Linked DNA regions of Homo sapiens: regions 1, 2, 3, 4 and 5 are each linked to region 6. A link is a contact called in ENCODE Hi-C or POLR2A ChIA-PET data. All regions are on one chromosome and are shown on one strand. The core of a region is the stretch at or near the end of the contact, and the rest is flanking DNA. Distances in the headings are between cores, read along the strand shown.

Region 1 (2,700 bases), core at 190-2,689, 1.2 Mb before region 6:
GACTAAAGGGGAAGGGAAAAGGAGGTGAACTTGGAGTCAGTCAGGCATGCTTAGTGACCAGAACAGTTCAATTTCGTTTTTTCTAAATTTTAATTAATTAATTTATTTTTGAGACAGGGTCTTGCTATGTTGCCCAGGCTAGTCTCCAACTCCCGGGCTCAAGCTATCCACCTGCCTTGGCCTCCCAAACTGCTGGGATTATAGATGTGAGCAACTGTATCAGGCCAATAGTTCAATTTCTATACAATAAACTTGAAAGACCCGTCCAAATTATTTTATATCATTTAAGATTTTTTTCCATCCAACTGATTAAATAACTCTGTCAATTAAAGCTTGGACATCTTGAAATTGATATTTTGGTTGTTAACAGTTATTGCAACAGTATTTGACCTGTCTCTGGAAGATTTTGTAAAGAAGTAAAATTCGCTGTAGGAATCTATCTGGGGAAGAAAGGGAACTATAATTTGCTCTGTACCTGTTACATGAGAGAATCTGAACTGTGCAGTGTACACTGTTTTATCCTTTTATGGTTTACAATTACCCAGAAAAGTGAGTAAAATGCCCGTTTTACAGATGTGGAGGCTGAGGTTCAGAGATACTGACCAGTCTCTCGGTTTATAAGGAAAACCATGGCTAACAGCCTCCAGAGCACAAGCCCTTTACAAAGGAGGGTTGGAGATTGCAGGCAGCTTTTACTTATCTATGCTGCCCACGCTTAACATGGAAAACTGAAAGCTGACCTTGTGTTCCTTTAAAAAATCTCCAAGGAAGTCGGCTGCAGAGACTTCATGGTAACTCATGAGAAACAAAATGCTTTTGTGGATTAACAACTGTCTTTATTCCAATGGAGTTTTTTGGGGGTTTTTTCTTCTTCTTAAAGACAAAAAAATAATCTACCGCTGACACTCAACAAGAACCGTCGTAGAATGGACAAGTCTTCGGATCGCGCTGTGCAGATCCCTCAGCAAATTGTGACAGTATTATGGCACTTTGGCCTAAGCTGTTAAAGAGACGATGTAATGAACAGCTGCGGATTTCTGAGGCACAATTGTGTGACACAGGAAGCCCAAGTGTTGGCCATCCTCAACGAAGGCAGCTGCCGGGCTCCGGTTTGCTTCAGCAAACCCTCACCCCTCGCCTTCAACCAGGCGGGTGTCGTCAGCTGTCCGCCAGCTGCTGCCCGCGCCTTTCCGCCCCCGCGCGCCGGCCAAGGCCGAGGCGGCCGGGACCAGAGGCGCGCGCCCTCAGTGCATGTGACGGGGTGGGAGGGGGAGGTTTCTTCCTCCCCCGTCCCCAAGCCCCGCCTTCTCCAGAGAGGCTGCGGCTTCCTATTGCGCCACCACCGAAATGACCACCGTGCCAGCCAATCAAGACGTGATTCATGAAGTAAGACCCGCCCCTTACTGGTCCCCAGGTTCCTTCCCGCTCACGCCGGAGTCACTTCCGAAGAGAGAACCGCCATGAAGAGAGAAGGGGGTGCCGCCCACCTCTGCTCCGACAGCCTCCCGGAGTCCCAGCAGCAAGACGGCAACCACGCACCCAACTTCTCCAGCCACGGCTCATGCCGCCGTCGCCAGCGGCGCCGACATGACAAGGCGCTGCATGCCCGCTAGGCCAGGTTTCCCCTCATCCCCAGCCCCGGGGTCGTCGCCCCCGCGCTGCCATCTGAGACCCGGTAGTACCGCCCATGCTGCAGCGGGAAAGAGAACAGAGAGTCCTGGGGACAGGTACCGTGCAGAGGGCTTGAGAAGGGGCCGGGTCGCGGGGGCAAGGGTATGAGGGGAGGGCTGCAGACCGCCGCTCTTCCAGTTCCCGCCATCCTCCGCGAGCTCAGGCGTTGGCATTTCGGGGCCTGGCAAATCCCCGCCCCGCCTCCGCGCAGGGGCTACTGGGAGTTGGAGTTTGCTTCTCTGTAGTTGGGCAGCTGCTCTTGGTCTAGTGACCACCAGCCTGGACAGCTACGGAGAACCCGCCTTAGGTAGAAAGAAAGTGATTTTTTTCCTTTGCAAGAGTTTGACCCGGGACCCTAACTGCTTAATGCATATTTAGATCGTTTTCTGTACGTTGTCAGTTCTACTGATCCTAGTGGTTTAGTAATATAAACCTTTTCTATGTTGTGGGTGAAATTATGTAACCTGTGATGAGGGAATCCCTTCCACGAATTACTTTGTAGTCCAGCGTGCACGCTAGTTCATACTTAAAAGAACTTGCAGATTTGGAATGTGACGTGTTTTCTCTTTCAGTAACTTCACGCCTCTCCAAGAGGCTAATTTTTTTGTAAAGATTTTGTGGGAGCTATGTAATGAGATGGGGAGTTTCATCTAATGACATCCTCTGACAATAAAACATGTTTAAATTCCCTACGAACTTGGTACTGTCTTTTATTTTAAGTTAAATTGTATTAAGTTTTAACAATATTCATGTTACTAATACTGTGGTACAGGCCCACAATCCCTTATCTTAACTCTGAAAGCCAGAAAGCTATGAAAACCAAAACGTTTTCAGTAAGTTTGGCACCACATCTTACTGGGCAGCCAGATCTGACTAAAACTAATGTAAGGCTGTTTGTGGTCTTTATCCCATTAAGTGTGAATATTCATGTTTTGCTGGAGAAATGTCAGTGGATTTGATTACAGGTTGCAGCACCAGACCCCACTGGGGACTTTCCATAATACATCCAAGTTATCCCCTTCCTAAAAT
Region 2 (2,700 bases), core at 197-2,696, 1.3 Mb after region 6:
CATGGTTCAAGAACTGAAATCAATCACTCAAGTTAGTCTGGGTCTTAAAGGAGGAGGACTCTTGAGAGGCTCAAATGGAGGGCCAAATGGGGAACGGGATTGTTGCTGGTGAGATAATGGAGTAAGGTCGAAAAATTTGGTTCTGCACTCTTCAGCACGGTGCAGGTTACTTTAGGGCAAAGATAAAGGAACCCTTGTGTTTACAGTGCCCTTTGTAAGACTCCTAGTTGTGATTTAATGTTGTTAAACGGTGGTATGTTTTAATTAAGTTGCTAACTGCCCTTCTTGAGACAAGGTCTCGCTCTGTCGTCCAGGCTGGAGTGCAGTGGCGCGATCTCAGCTCACTGCAATCTCCGCTTCCCGGGGTCAAGCGGTTCTCCTGCCTCAGCCTCCCGAGTAGCTGGAACTACAGGCGCGCGCCACCACGCCCGGCTAATTTTTGTATTGTTGGTAGGGACGGGGTTTCACCATACTACTCAGGCTGGTCTCGAACTCTGGACCTCAGGTGATCTACCCGCCTCGGCCTCCCAAAGTGCTGGGATTACAGGCGTGAGCCACCGCGCCCGGCCACTAACTGCTCTTAAATGTAACTAATCCTTCCGTGCCTCTCTCCACCTGTGAGATGGGCACTTTATTAAAGGTCCAAAGTGACCAGTAGCTCTTGTTACTTTCTCTGTTCCTCGATATTGCTATTTTCCTTTCTAACTTAACACCTACCTGGAATGGTGAGATCACGAGGTAAGGAAGGCAAAGATGAGTGAGAACCACTCAGGTAACAGAAGCAGCCTCTTGCATTCACGGAGTTTACAGCTCTCTGTTCTGGTTACCTCCTAGGAAAGGCCTTCCCACTGATCGTCTATAGACTGAAATCTAACCCTTTTACAGCGGGCCTGGCGAACTGTAGGGGCCGGGCCACATTCACTCGCTTTGAAAAAGGCTGCAGCGCACCTAAAGGAGGCCCGGCTGGCCAGCTTCCTAAAGCACAGCTCGGTGGGAACAAACAGCTATGGACATACAGAAGAAAAGAGGTTAATTCGGCCGGTGATGGGGATCAGAAGCCCTAGTCCTCGTCCAATATTACGTCACTGGGTGACCTCGAGGGACGCTTCGCGGAGGGCCTCATTTTTCTCCACTGGCGAATGCAATCTAAGGGTCTTCGGAAACTGTGGGAGCCCTTGGGCGCACCTATCCGCCTCACCTCGAGGCTTCTCACCCGCTGGCCGCCCCCTTGCGCCCCTCGTTTTTTCTAGCTCCTTTCCCATTCCCCACCGTTTCTCTCCTCCAAAGCTAAGAACTCGAGTTGCTCCTCGGCCAGAAACGGCGGGCGGTCCTGCAACGTGCAGGCGCCAGGTCCAAGCCCGGACTCCCCTCTTCACCCACCTGCCAAAGCCGCAAATTCCGCAGCTGGTGTCCTTCAACGAATGTAACCACCTCTCGGCCCGGCCGGAAGAAGCCACCTCCCCCGCACGCGTTTAGCCGGCCCCCGCGATTCGGCCTAATGCGACGATTGGCTATGGCTCCAAATCCCGCCCTTCCGATTCCTGTCTCTAGGTCACCTCCGCAACACAGCAACGGAAGTAGGGTGTTGAGCCCGCCCACACTTCCGGAAGAATTGCACTGGACTGTGGGTATCCTGGTCTCCGCGTGTGTGAGTACCGCGGCGCGAGGTTAGTGGTAGCTGGGTGCAGACGCCGTGGCGCTGGTGAGTAAAGGCAGAGGCGAAAAAGGAGGAAACCTCATGGCTGTCAGGTCTGTCCCAGGCCTGGTTCCCTGCCAGGCACACGCTAGATGAGTGTGGTTCGGCCACCTTAGCCCCGCTTCGAAGCCGGCTCTGTTGTAGCAGCCCCTGTAACCCCAGGCTTTGTGTTCGGAAAGTAGCCTAAGTATCTTCTGTGCCCCTGGATCGCCTTACTTTTCAGAGCCTCAGTTTCCCCTTGCTTGAAAGGAAATTAAGGGTGAAATTATCAGCAAACTAGACCCCCCAAACTTTCCTGTTTCTATGAATCATATACCCATCCCTGATTCCATATCCTTGGCCCCACCCGGTCATCACTTCTTTAGTCTAAAGCCCTTGTAGAGTCTTATTACCAAGTGTCTGTCAGAACTAACCTCTCCTGTCTTCTGTTTTCACTTATACCCAGTTCTGGTTCTCATGGTTTCTCTGCTGTACTGCATTTGAATCCTTTTTTTTTTTTTTTTTTTCTGTCACTGAGATAACAGGAAACAGTGCATTTGAATCCTTCTACCGAATTTACTTGCCTTCAATACTGTCTCTCTTCATGTCCAATCTATAGCCTGCAGTATATTTTTCTTGCTTACTGTTCTCTCGCTTTCCCTGCTTAAGTCTCTGACTTGCCAAAGCAAACTACCCATATCTAATTCAAGGTCTTCCACAAAAAAGCCCAACTTCTCCTTTAATTTTTTTGAGACAGAGTCTCACTTTGTCTCCCAGGTTGGAGTGCGGCGGCATGATCTCAGCTCACTGCAACCTCCGCCTCCCGGCCTCAAGCAATTCTCACGCTTCAGCCTGCCTAGTAGCTGGGACTAGGCGCAGGCCACCACGCCCGGCTAATTTTTGCGTTTTTGGTAGAGACGGGGTTTCGCCATGTTGACTATGCTGGTCTCGAACTCCTGACCTCAGATGATCCACGCGCCTCGGGCTCCCGAAGTGCTGGCATTACAGGTGTGAGCCATGGTGCC
Region 3 (2,700 bases), core at 96-2,595, 1.7 Mb before region 6:
GCCACCGTGCCAGGCCGAACTAACCATTTTAAATTGACCAGTTCTGTGGCACTTAGTGCATTCATAACATTGTGCAAACACTACCTTTTGTTCTAAAACATTTTCACCCCAAAAGAAAACTTGAACCCATTCAACAGTGATTCCCCATCTTCCCACCCACACTCGGCCCCTGGTGACCATCAGTCTGCTTTCTGTCTCTGTGGATTTACCACTTCAGGATATTTCCTATACATGGAATCGTACAATATATGACCTTCTGTGTCTGGCTTCCTTCTCTTGGCATAATCTTTCAATGTTCATCCCCATTGGAGCATATATCAGTACTTCATTCCTGTTTATTACCTATTCATATTCCATTGTATGAATACACCACAGTTGGTTTACTGATTTATCAATTGATGAACACTGGAGTTGCTTCCACCTTTTGGTTATTGTGAATAGCACTGCCATGAACATTTGAGTGCAAATATGAGTACCCGTTTATAATTTATTAGGGTTTATATCTAGGAGTGGAGTTGCTGGGCCAGATGCTAATTTGATATTTAACCTTTTGTGGCACCATCAAACTGTTTCCCCAGTGGCTGCACCACTTTAAATTTTCTCCAGCAATGTATGAGAGTCACCCTCTTCTTAACGTGTACCCATTTGTCCCTTTCCTCTTTCCTACTTTTTACAAAGCCAGTTCCCCACAGACTTCTCTTTCCCCTGGAGTAGAGGGTGGGAGAAGTTGCATCTCTAGTAGAAAGACTATCCAAGCCTCCATTCTTACCTTTTCCGCAAATAGAATACGGTGACCAGGAGGAGGAGAGGACAGGCTGCCACCTCCCTGTGGTCACTAAGGTACACCCACTACAGCCATTAACGCGACTCCGTAAAACTACCCTCCTAGCGACCTCCAACGCCTCGGTCCTCACCCAGAACATCACATTAAACTTTTCAACAGTCACAGATAGGAAGGGGCTCGGTGTGGAAGGTGCCAGCTCTGGCTCAGCCCTGCGGGTGAGTGTTTAACTTTCAGCCCAGCTTAAGATCTCCGAAGACACCCATCGCCTCGTCCTGCCCAGTCCCCTCCGCTAAAGGGCCGGCCTGCCCGGGCCTGGCTGGCAGCTGACATGAATGGAGAGGAAGCGCCTCCCTCTCCACCCACTCTCGCCGGGGTTACTGCCGGTCACAGACCCGGGCCTTCAAGAGCTATTTACACCTACAACAGCCCACCAGCGCCTGACCACGCCGGAGCCAATCAGCGGCCCCCAAGCTTGTCTGATTCTGTCTGCTCCAATCAGGAGGCGCGGTCCTTCCAGCCTCTTGCTCCTGTGAATCACAGGTCGGCGGGAGCCTTTTTTCCTTTTTTTTTTTTTCCCGGGGAGTCGGCCTCGGGGCTCTGCTCTCCTACCTCAGTCTGCCCTACCCTGGAATGGGGAAAATGCGGACATGCCACTCAGTCCGGCCGCGAACAGTGCTCCAGAACTCAGAGAGTTTTCCAGACGGGTGGAGATCGCGTTCCCTGCCCGCCGAGGTCCCATCGCTTCCCTGCTGGGAAGACAAATGAGGCGCTTTAGCCGTCTCCACGGCCAGCCCCTCCCTCATAACCCGAGATTCTTTGTGGGCTCTTAGTCCATAGCTGCCTTTGAGGTGGTGTAGACCTTGCTAACCAGGACGGCCCAGTAGGCAGAGCTCATTTTTATTCCTGTCTGCAATCGTGCAAAAACGCCTCTTATGGAAAAGCCAGAGCGCCAGGAGTCAGCAAAACACACTAAAGATTGGGCAGTCACTGGGGAGAACGTGAGTAAAAGCACAGGAACAGCAAAGCGTTCAGGAACGTTCGAGGCTGACGCAACCGGCGCAGGAAGGTGGTGTGTGGTGGGAGAGTGGGAGGAGACAGTGGAAAGTTTAGACTTGCTTCTGTAAGTGATAAGAAGTCATCAGATATTTTCAAGCAGGAGAGGAAAATAATCTCTCTGTTTCGCAAAGTTAACTCTCATGGCAACAGAGCAGAGTAGCGGGGGGATGGGGGCTGGGAGATGTTGGGAAGCTATTGTTACCACTCTGGTGAAGAGTCATGGGACCTCAAAAGCTGGGATAGTCACGGTGGGAATGGAAAGGAAGGGCACAAGCTGAGAGGCATTTGGGAGGAGAATCAATAGCACTTTATTGACTGGATGTGTGAGATGAGTGAGGACAGCAATCAGAAGAGGACTTTGAGGTTTCTAGCCTGAGTGGCTGGAAGGACACCACTTCCCCTACCTGAAATAGGTAGCAAAAAGGAGAGAGAAAGAGAGAAGCAGAGGGATTTTGCAAAGGGAATAGGAGTTCAGTTTTTGACATGTGGCATTTGAATTGCAAGAAGTACATCCCTGTGGATGTAATACCCAGTAGACAGTTGGGAATTAGGATCTGGTGTCGAGAAGAAAAGTAGAGATGAGATCCAAAGGGTTTATAGTGGATCGGGAGAGAAATTGATGACCTAAAGAGAAATTATAGAATAAGAAGATTTGGGCAGGGCACGGTGGCTCATGCCTGTAATCCCAGCATTTTGGGAGACCAAGGTAGGAGGATTGCTTGAGCCCAGGAGTTTGAGACCAGCCTGGGCAACATGGTGAGACCCCGACTCTACAAAAACTGCAAAAATTAGCCGGGTGTGGTGACACATACCTGTAATTCCAGCTACTTGGGAGGCTGAGGTGGGGGGATCACCTGAGC
Region 4 (2,700 bases), core at 84-2,583, 1.1 Mb after region 6:
AACTTAACCTTTTTTGTTCTTTTTTTTTTTTCCACTCTCAGCTCACACCTATTTTTTTTCTCTTTTCGAACTTCACCCTTTCAGGCCTGGATGTCTTCATCTGGATAAATTCTAACCGTTGTTGAAAAGCCATGTGGTAAATATTTTTGAAACCTAAAGCCTTCTCTACGCAATAACACTAAGTTTTCATGGTAAATGACACAGTTTCAATATTCTCCCTTTCACATTATGGTCAGTAGTTTGCATTCGTTGCTTGAAGAGGCGAAATGAATAGTCTACAGACACTGGGAACCAAGTACAGCTCAATCCTGAAGAACTCATCGGCCCCTGGACGGGCGCGCACACACCCCCCTGTAATGGTGACTAGTCATTTCGGGGCGCTGTACTTCAGAGCACGACCCCCCTCAAACATCAAGGCCCTAAAGGTGAAAGCCCAGGAAAACGTCGATTCGGACAGCAGCCTCTACCTGCTGCTTTTAGAAGCTGTGGCCTGCCGGAGTCAAACCCCCAAAACGTTTTTCTTAAACTAAGGGTTCAGGCCTCAGATCGGCATCTCGCCCTCTCCGATTTCAGGAGCCCCGAAAAAAGGAGAAGAATAGGCCGCCACTGAACGGCTCAGCCCCCTGACCAGGAGCTGTCCGGATGTTTTTTGTGGCGGCTTGCAATTCGCTGTGACCTTTCCAGGAAGTGTTGCACACGGGCGTGTGGCAAACGAGCTGGCCGTTTCTCGCGGTCCTGCTAAAACGCTGTCAACCTGGCGCTCCACCAGAGGCCCCTTGGCTTCTCGGGAGGCGACCGAGGAGCTCTGGGGGCGGGGAGGCTTTTACAAGAAGCGAAAAGACGGCCTCAGGGGTGGCCGGGAACAGCCTGGAATCAGCTGGAGGACGTCAGCAGGACTGAGGAAAGGGCTACCACCAGCGTGAGGAAAGGGGGGAAGAGGGCGGAACGCGGCGAACGGCCGCGCTGGGAGGCTGAGGCGGGGTCCCAGCGAGCCGGCGGCTGGGAAACAATGGCGCGAGCGTGACGTGGGCCGGAGGCGTCGCGGCGGCGCGGAGGAAGGGGCTGCCGTGGGGCGGGGGCCGCACCGAGGGAGTTGGGAGGCGTGCGGCGTCCGCGAGCGCGCTGGCGGGGACTCGGCCTAAGGAGAGGGGCCTTGGGGCCATGGTCCCTGGGGGCCGGGGGCGGGGGCAGGCGGCGGCCGCTACCCTGGGGTCGCGTGTTCGGCCGCGCACCTCCCCACCTAGCTCCCCGTTCGCCCGCTCCTTCCCCGCCCGCCCACGGGGCCCGCCGCACTCACCGGCTCCAGCGCACCGCAACAATCCCAGCGCGCAACTGCCGCAGCCGCCTCAACGCGCGCCCTCCCCGCCCCCGCCGCCCGGCACCGCCCCGCGCCGCCCCTCTGCTCGCGCCCGGCCAGGGACCGGCGCGCTGTTCCGTCCCCCAGCTCCGCCGCAGAGTTCGGCGAAGCCGACGCTCCCTGACCGCGCTGCGTCTGTCTGTCCCGCGGGTCTGGAGATCTTCAAACGATGGAACACCGGCTTTGCCCTTCTGAGGGTCTCCATCCCTTGGCATTCTGCCTGCGCCCCTCAGCCTGGCCCTGGGCTAACCTCTCCACTGTGTCTCATTCAGAAGAAGCTTTTCCTTGGGAGGAGAGGGCATCCTTTTTCCCAGTCACAGAATGTTTTGGTCTAATGGACCTCAAGGCCCCTCATGCGTCCACACCCCCATGGCACCCTCGAATCCCCTTGATGGCTAAAAACACCAGCTTTGAAGTTTGTCAGAACGAGTTCCAGTCCCAGTACCACCACTTACAAACTGTAACCTCGGGCGAGGTACCTGACCTCCTATACCTGGTGCCCACATTTGTAGCACCAGGATAGGGAACAACAGTCCCCACATCAAAGGGTGTTGACGGGATGAAATCACACAATATAGGTGAGGCCCTCAGCAGGATCCTGGCACACAGTAAGCACTCAATAAATGTTCACCCCACCACCAGCAACTCAGCAGGAAGACTCCGCAAAAGCAGCTAGCTATTTCCAGAGGACTGAATTCCTTGGTCCGAGCAGCTCTCACCAGTGAGAAAATGTGTCTAAACTTCCACTCTCAGGGCCGAAATTCGATGCCTTGGAGCCACAGAGAACAAACGTCTAATCTCTCCTGGACCTTTGACTTTTCAGATACTTTACTTCTATCACCTCTGCCCAAGGTCTTCTCATTCCACATCAGTGTCTCCCGTTCCTTCCATTGTTCCTCCTCTGCCCTGGTTTTGAGGGTCTTTATCCCTCTCACGCAAATGGTAGATTTGACTGTGATTTCTTTAGAATACATCACCCAAGACTGAACCAAATGTTTGTGGTATCATCAGAGCAAAGCAGGACTATAGCTTCCTCCTTTTGGGACCTATCGCTTTGCACTCCTGCGATAAAGTTCTTGGCACCCATACTGTTGACTCATATTGGGCTTGCAGTCAACCAAAACCTCCGCGTCTTTTTAATAAGTGCTCCGCCAGAGCACTTCTACCCCTTCTTGTGCTTCTCAGCCAACTTCGCTTCAGGTCAGCTAAGGATAGACCTTGGGCCCCTCACCTTCTAAATTTCTCAGGATATATGGAAAAGAGGAATAGGGGTTGGAAGCTGGCATAACACAATCTTTAAACCAAGTGCATTTGAAAAAAGGCCAGGGTGGCGGGGCGTGGTA
Region 5 (2,700 bases), core at 164-2,663, 1.1 Mb before region 6:
AAAGCTTGTCAGCCAGGACTTGGTCTGAGAATCACTCCCCTCTCCCTTTCAGGGGTCAGGCCTAGATTAATCACTTGGCCTTTGATACTAACCACCTGACAGTTGTTATATGTTCTGCGTCTAGTTTTAAAATAATGAAAACTGAGGCTTGTGCTTAACATATGCACACATTTTGAAGACAGACCTGAAATGTGACCTTGGATAAGTTTATTAACCTGTTTTATAAATCTGTATTCACACAGATATAAAGTGCCTAGCCCATCACAGCAGAGCTCTCCGTAGCTCAGTGGTTGTTCCAATAAGACATCAGGGATTCTTCAGAAGCCAGCCTTCAGACCTCTCACTGTGTTTTGAGATCATTATTATCAATTTGGATTTAAAAAACAAGGGCCCTGTAAAACCCTTGAAGTCTTCCTCATCTCAGGTTTTAGGGATGCCACTTGCATAAAAATGAGTGGTTCACAAGGTCACTGCCCCCAGAAGCAGGCACTGGAAAGAAACAGGCAGCTCTTCATTATCCCAAGCAGAACCTCTGTCAACTTGCCCATTGATGGGTTCCATTTGCCTGGGCTTGGAATCCCAAAGGGGAAGAACCACCTTTACCGGAGTAACAGTCCAAAGCCTGGGGCTGCAGTTGGTGGGGCAACTCTTCACTGTGCTTGCACCTGGGCTGGGGCAGGATCCTGAACCTCTCGGGGGCGTAGCCCGCGGAACGTGGTCGGCTTGTTGGTGAAGGGGTGCCACTGGCCCTGGATGCTAGGGTTGTCGGTGTGGAAGGGCTTGCGGATGCGGATCACGTCCAAGCCCGACTGGTCGGCCAGCTTCTGCACCAGCGTCGAGATCTCCTCGACCGACTTGCAGTGGATGCTCTCCTCGCGCACAGCCCCGTTAACTGGCAGAAGAGGGGTGAGAGTGGGTGGAAGCTGGCCGGTGCGACCAAGCGAGAAGGAGGATAGCGGGTCGAGCCCCTGATCCCGCCCTCCAGCCCGAGCCCGGCCCCACTCACGGTATTCGGCCACTACTCTGGGCACGCAGCACGGACGCGAGTTTACATATATTACGACCCCTGGATTCCGTCGGGCGAAGTCGATCACCTCCCGCTCCACGAACTCCCTAAGCGACCCGGGACAGTGAGCAGTATGACCCCTGACTGGGGGCGACCTACCCGGGGAGTCGTTGCCACCTCCACACCCACCCCGACCCGCGCCTGCGCACTTCCCTTGGCTCACCTGGCGCCGCGAGACGAGGCGCCGTCGCGGCTGACGCTGAAGCTCAGACGCTGCAGCTGCTGCACATAGCGACCCAGTCCGTTGTGGAGAACGCTGGCCAAGAAGCGGCTCGGAGTCCCGCGCGCCGTCATAGCTACAGCTTGGAGGCCGCGGAGCCTAAGCAGCGAGGAGAGGGGGGCGGGACTAAACCTCGAGGCTTCCGGTTCCGGGACGACCGCTCCCGGAGTTTTGCTTCCGAGGTCAAGGCGAGTAGCATGTGCGGGAGACTCACGTTGCCGGCGAAGTGGGAGAGAGAAAAGTGGTAACCTGGGGCTGGGGGCCGGCGCGGCGGAGCTCGGAGTAGTAGAGCGGAGTGAAGACACGGGGGAGGATAGAGACTGGCATTCCTTTGGGCCGGGGGATTGGCGGGAGTCGTGCTGGGTGCTCTCGCCGTGTTGAGGTCCCAGTGAGGGGAAGGAGAAGCGGAAGAGGGTCTCTAGTCGGGGCCTAGGGCAAAGGGACTACAAAAAGGATGCAGATGACTATAGAAATGAGGACGACGAGGAGATGCTGTGGAGGAGCAGTAGAGGTGAGAAGATGATGCAAAGAAACTGTGTCAGTGAGGAACTGTATAGAGGGTCATAGAGGTGAGGTGGCGGAGAGAAACTAACTAACGGACCATAGAGGTGGGGGAGCCATTGTAGAAGGACGTGGACGCGAAAGGGTCGTGTAGATGGGCATATGTGTGAAGCAGCAACGTAGAGGGGCTGAAGAGGAGAAATTCATGGAGAGAAAGAATGCACCTAGAGTGAGCTCTGCAGAGTGCTGCGTGGGATATCCCTAGAGTTTGGTCTAGTGAAGGCACGCTAACCAGGCACCTAAGGCATTTCAAGTAGTGACTTCCCACATTTGGCTAGGAATGTGGGTCCTCCTCCGAAGTGGGTACCCCCTCCGTATCTTGTTACCCCTGCGTGGGGAGTGGATGGGTCGGAGGGGCCTGCCCCGAAACTTGGCCCCAGGCCCTCCTCGCAGACGTTACAGGAAGGAGACTCTCCAAGCCTTGGATATGCCAGTGTTGCCTGTAACTGCAACTGAAATCCGCCAGTATTTGCGGGGGCATGGGATCCCCTTCCAGGATGGTCACAGTTGCCTGCGGGCACTGAGCCCCTTTGCAGAGTCTTCACAGCTCAAAGGCCAGACTGGTGTTACCACTTCCTTCAGCCTCTTCATTGACAAGACCACAGGCCACTTTCTCTGCATGACCAGCCTAGCAGAAGGGAGCTGGGAAGACTTCCAGGCCAGCGTGGAGGGGCGAGGGGATGGGGCCAGGGAGGGGTTTCTGCTTAGCAAGGCACCAGAATTTGAGGACAGCGAGGAGGTCCGGAGGATCTGGAACCGAGCAATACCTCTCTGGGAGCTGCCTGATCAGGAGGAGGTTCAGCTGGCTGATACAATGTTTGGCCTTACCAAGGTTACAGATGACACACTCAAG
Region 6 (2,700 bases), core at 77-2,576:
CGCACTGGCAGCTTCCCTTGGGGATTTGTGGGGGAGTGGTGGGTGTCCAGCTGTGAAGTATGTAGCCAAAGCGGGCTACATTCAGGGACACTGACTTCCAGGAGAAAGCTGACTCCAGTCTGGGGCAGGAGGGCCAATTCCAGGACCCAGAGTCCCGGGGATGGAGACAGACAGTGTGCCGTGAGGCCCTCTGTAGACTACCTCTCCAGTCGCATGGCTTCTCTCTTTCCTCCTGGCAGTGAGGTAGACGCCCTCCGCCCCCCCCACCTGCCCCCCAGGAAAAAAACTCAGACCTAGGCTATCCCTGGCAAGAGCTGATATGTTTTGGGGAGGCAGGGATCTGAGCCTGGGTCCTCTCTCAAGTTCTCAGTTTTGGGTCAAGTATTGCTCCCCCAGCTTACCTCTCCACAAATCACTCTATTTCCTAGCCTGCCCTCCCACTAGGGCGGAGATGCCAGACCCAAGGGTCCAATTATCTGGCACCTCTTAGGAGTACCTCCGGTGCCTCAGGAGGGCCAACCTTCCCTGGCAACAGGCAGGAAAAGTTGAAGGTGGGGGGCAAGATGGGCCGCAATCAATACCTCCCTGCAAACAGGGTCCTCAGAAACAGCATGGGGGGGATGTCACAGGATAGGTAAGAGGCAATGGGCAGCAGGGAAGGGGGGGCAGCCCAAACCAGCCAATCACAACTCTATGGTGACCTGAGGGGGGGGGTCAAAAGTCCAGAGTCACTTCTGATTGGCTAACAACCTGGAATTCTGAGAATTTCAGCCCCCCCCAAACCTCTCCCCAATTAGCCTACCCCCAAAAAAACATACACATAAGCCACCCCCAGCGTCTCCTCCCCGTGTTTCTGGGCTGCTGCGCATTTACACAGTTGGGGAAAACGCTACCCGCCAGCCTGAGGCCCCGCGTAGCCCTTCCAGCCCCCGGCTTCCCCCATGCCATCGACGCCCCCCACACAAGTTCTCGCCAAACACGGGGTGAGGGGTCCGCAGGGACGGCTGGGCAGGAAGGGGCCGAGTGGCCGCACGCCCCACTCACCAGGACAGGCACAGCCCACTGACATCTTCACATCGCCCGCCTCTGGGGGCCCAGCCGAGTCACGGTGCCCGCCCCTCGCGGGGACAGGCCGGGCATGAGCCGCCGCCGCCGCCCGCGGCCCCCGCTGCGCTCGCCGCCGGCCCGGCCCGGCCTCGGCCCGGTGCGGGCGGCCCCTGGCTGCGGCGAGGGGCCTGTCAGGCGCGGAGCAGACAGGAAGGAAGCCAGGCAGGAAGGCGAGCGGCCTCTGCGTGTGTGCGCGCGGGTGTGAGTCCGCGGAGTGTGTGTCCGTGTGTGCGTGTGTGCGCGTGTGCGTGTGCGTGTCTGTGCGCTCCCGCCGCCGTCGCCGAGCGCCCCCCTCTCCGCCCTCGCGCTCGCGCTCCCTCGCGCCGGCGCCGGCTCCCCAGCCCAAGCCGGGCAGGGCCGGGCTTTATTAATATGCTAATTGTCCTGCTAGTGGGAGGGGAGAGCCGTGTCAAAGTGACCCGGGAGAGCGCGCAGCAAGCGACGACGTGCGTGCGCCGCGCGGCGGGCGGGCGGCGAGGGGCTGGGAGCGCTCGGGGAACGGCATGCATGTGACGCAGCTTTTAAAAAAGGAGACGGAGGCAGAGACCCCAGAGAGGGAGGGCGAAGGGGAGGGCTTGGAGGCGCAGCCGCGCGCTCGGTGTCCGTCCTCCGGGTGCCGCCGGATGGGGAGTCTGGCTGAGCCGGAGCGGGAGCCGCGGCTGGGGGAGGCGGAGCCGGGGTGGGCAGTGTGGTGTATCTCTCTCCACCCCGGGCCGCGCTCCGGGAGGGAAAAGGGACTGCAGACCCCCTGTCCGTGCTCCCTGCTGAGACGCCAGCCTTCTTCTGGAGGCCCCTTGTTTCGCGTCCCTACCCTAGGCTGGATGGGTAAAGAAGCATTCTCTTAATTCTTGTAGCAACCCCTCAACTCACCCCTTCCCTAAATTAACCACTCCTCCTTTGCCTGCGAAACCAGTTGGGACTAGAACTAAAAGGGTTAATTAAGTGGGGTCCCCGCCCTCCTCCGCCTAAGGGCTTGGGATCTGTGTTTTGCTGGGGGGAGGGGGCTGCGGAATGACCACCAGATTGGATTACGGAGGGGCGATAGGAGGCCATCCTTCCTTCTTGCAGACTGACGCATCAGTCAAGACACTCTCTTCCCTTCCCCCCTTTCTCCAGCCTTGGTGCCTTCACCTCCGTACCAACCGCCCAACCCCACCGCCTCCGACCCCCCTGCCTGGAAGCTGCTGTCCTTTGAGGGCTTCGGAGATGAGAACAGGAAACAGGCCCCTCCAGTGCCCCCTAACCCAGAGAGGCAGAGGCTGTGGGCCGTGGGGGGTTGGATGGGAGATGATGTGGATGGTCAATGTAAGGAACACTCCTTCCCCTGGGAGGAGCCTCCCAACCTTCAGTCACACTTCAAGGACTCCCCAACCCAGCCCTAGGAGGGGAGGGGCTCCATCTCCATCCCTTCCCAAAAGCTCAGCTTTAGCTGCCTCATAAACAGGAAATACCTATTAGCCAGGAGGAGGGAAGGGAGGGGAGCCGCCTGGAGTAGAGAGTTGACCCCCTCCCTCCTGGGGTCCCCAGCTGCTAGCTTTTCTTTCTTAAGTTTCAGTATGGGCTCCAGGGATAGACGATGGAGACTTGGACTAG

Evidence for each region. A loop is a pair of places that touch in the nucleus more often than their neighbours do. ChIA-PET counts read pairs that join two places held with the same protein, here RNA polymerase II (POLR2A). Pooled maps may share reads with other maps.
Region 1: a map with no recorded cell type shows a loop between it and region 6 (12-fold over the local background). The contact joins the promoter of SLF2 here to the promoter of LDB1 in region 6. A Hi-C loop is called at or near these places in 1 of 168 maps with a recorded cell type or tissue (naive thymus-derived CD4-positive, alpha-beta T cell), 1 of 37 single-sample maps with no recorded cell type and 7 of 50 pooled maps.
Region 2: a loop to region 6 is called in a pooled map, with 5 times the contacts of the local background. The contact joins the promoter of ATP5MK here to the promoter of LDB1 in region 6. A Hi-C loop is called at or near these places in 2 of 37 single-sample maps with no recorded cell type and 6 of 50 pooled maps. POLR2A ChIA-PET finds 5 or more read pairs at or near these places in 1 of 52 experiments (A549).
Region 3: a pooled map shows a loop between it and region 6 (7-fold over the local background). The contact joins the promoter of OLMALINC here to the promoter of LDB1 in region 6. A Hi-C loop is called at or near these places in 6 of 50 pooled maps. POLR2A ChIA-PET finds 5 or more read pairs at or near these places in 2 of 52 experiments (HepG2 and PC-9).
Region 4: a loop to region 6 is called in a pooled map, with 6 times the contacts of the local background. The contact joins the promoter of NT5C2 here to the promoter of LDB1 in region 6. A Hi-C loop is called at or near these places in 9 of 50 pooled maps. POLR2A ChIA-PET finds 5 or more read pairs at or near these places in 3 of 52 experiments (OCI-LY7, Panc1 and activated CD4-positive, alpha-beta T cell).
Region 5: a pooled map shows a loop between it and region 6 (11-fold over the local background). The contact joins the promoter of MRPL43 here to the promoter of LDB1 in region 6. A Hi-C loop is called at or near these places in 1 of 37 single-sample maps with no recorded cell type and 9 of 50 pooled maps. POLR2A ChIA-PET finds 5 or more read pairs at or near these places in 2 of 52 experiments (GM10248 and MCF 10A).

Annotation. Positions count from the first base shown.
Region 1 is chr10:100,911,524-100,914,223 of GRCh38, forward strand. It overlaps SLF2 (SMC5/6 complex localization factor 2), which reads left to right and starts at 1,440. Exons shown (of 20, transcript NM_018121.4): 1 at 1,440-1,727. The coding sequence starts at 1,588. RefSeq lists a silencer at 960-1,229 and enhancers at 1,450-1,519, 1,540-1,589.
Region 2 is chr10:103,395,029-103,397,728 of GRCh38, forward strand. ATP5MK (ATP synthase membrane subunit k) reads right to left here and starts at 1,447. Exons shown (of 5, transcript NM_001206427.2): 1 at 1,381-1,447; 2 at 718-1,004. PDCD11 (programmed cell death 11) reads left to right here and starts at 1,598. Exons shown (of 36, transcript NM_014976.2): 1 at 1,598-1,702. RefSeq lists enhancers at 710-1,542, 935-1,024, 1,175-1,424, 2,082-2,583, 2,584-2,700.
Region 3 is chr10:100,372,231-100,374,930 of GRCh38, forward strand. It overlaps OLMALINC (oligodendrocyte maturation-associated long intergenic non-coding RNA), which reads left to right and starts at 1,346. Exons shown (of 3, transcript NR_026762.1): 1 at 1,346-1,782. RefSeq lists enhancers at 909-1,238, 968-1,537, 1,339-1,468, 1,538-2,105, 2,106-2,675.
Region 4 is chr10:103,191,939-103,194,638 of GRCh38, forward strand. NT5C2 (5'-nucleotidase, cytosolic II) reads right to left here and starts at 1,334. Exons shown (of 19, transcript NM_001351169.2): 1 at 1,298-1,334. RefSeq lists enhancers at 75-763, 764-1,450 and a silencer at 1,149-1,428.
Region 5 is chr10:100,986,084-100,988,783 of GRCh38, forward strand. It overlaps MRPL43 (mitochondrial ribosomal protein L43), which reads right to left and starts at 1,414. Exons shown (of 3, transcript NM_032112.3): 1 at 1,230-1,414; 2 at 1,007-1,113; 3 at 186-892. The coding sequence starts at 1,360. The coding sequence ends at 651. It overlaps TWNK (twinkle mtDNA helicase), which reads left to right and starts at 1,460. Exons shown (of 5, transcript NM_021830.5): 1 at 1,460-2,700. The coding sequence starts at 2,128. RefSeq lists an enhancer at 1,173-1,242.
Region 6 is chr10:102,119,042-102,121,741 of GRCh38, forward strand. LDB1 (LIM domain binding 1) reads right to left here and starts at 1,327. Exons shown (of 11, transcript NM_001113407.3): 1 at 1,045-1,327. The coding sequence starts at 1,069. It also overlaps a transcript of PPRC1 not described here. RefSeq lists silencers at 967-1,036, 1,127-1,206, 1,267-1,566, 1,587-1,716 and enhancers at 1,213-1,964, 1,965-2,700.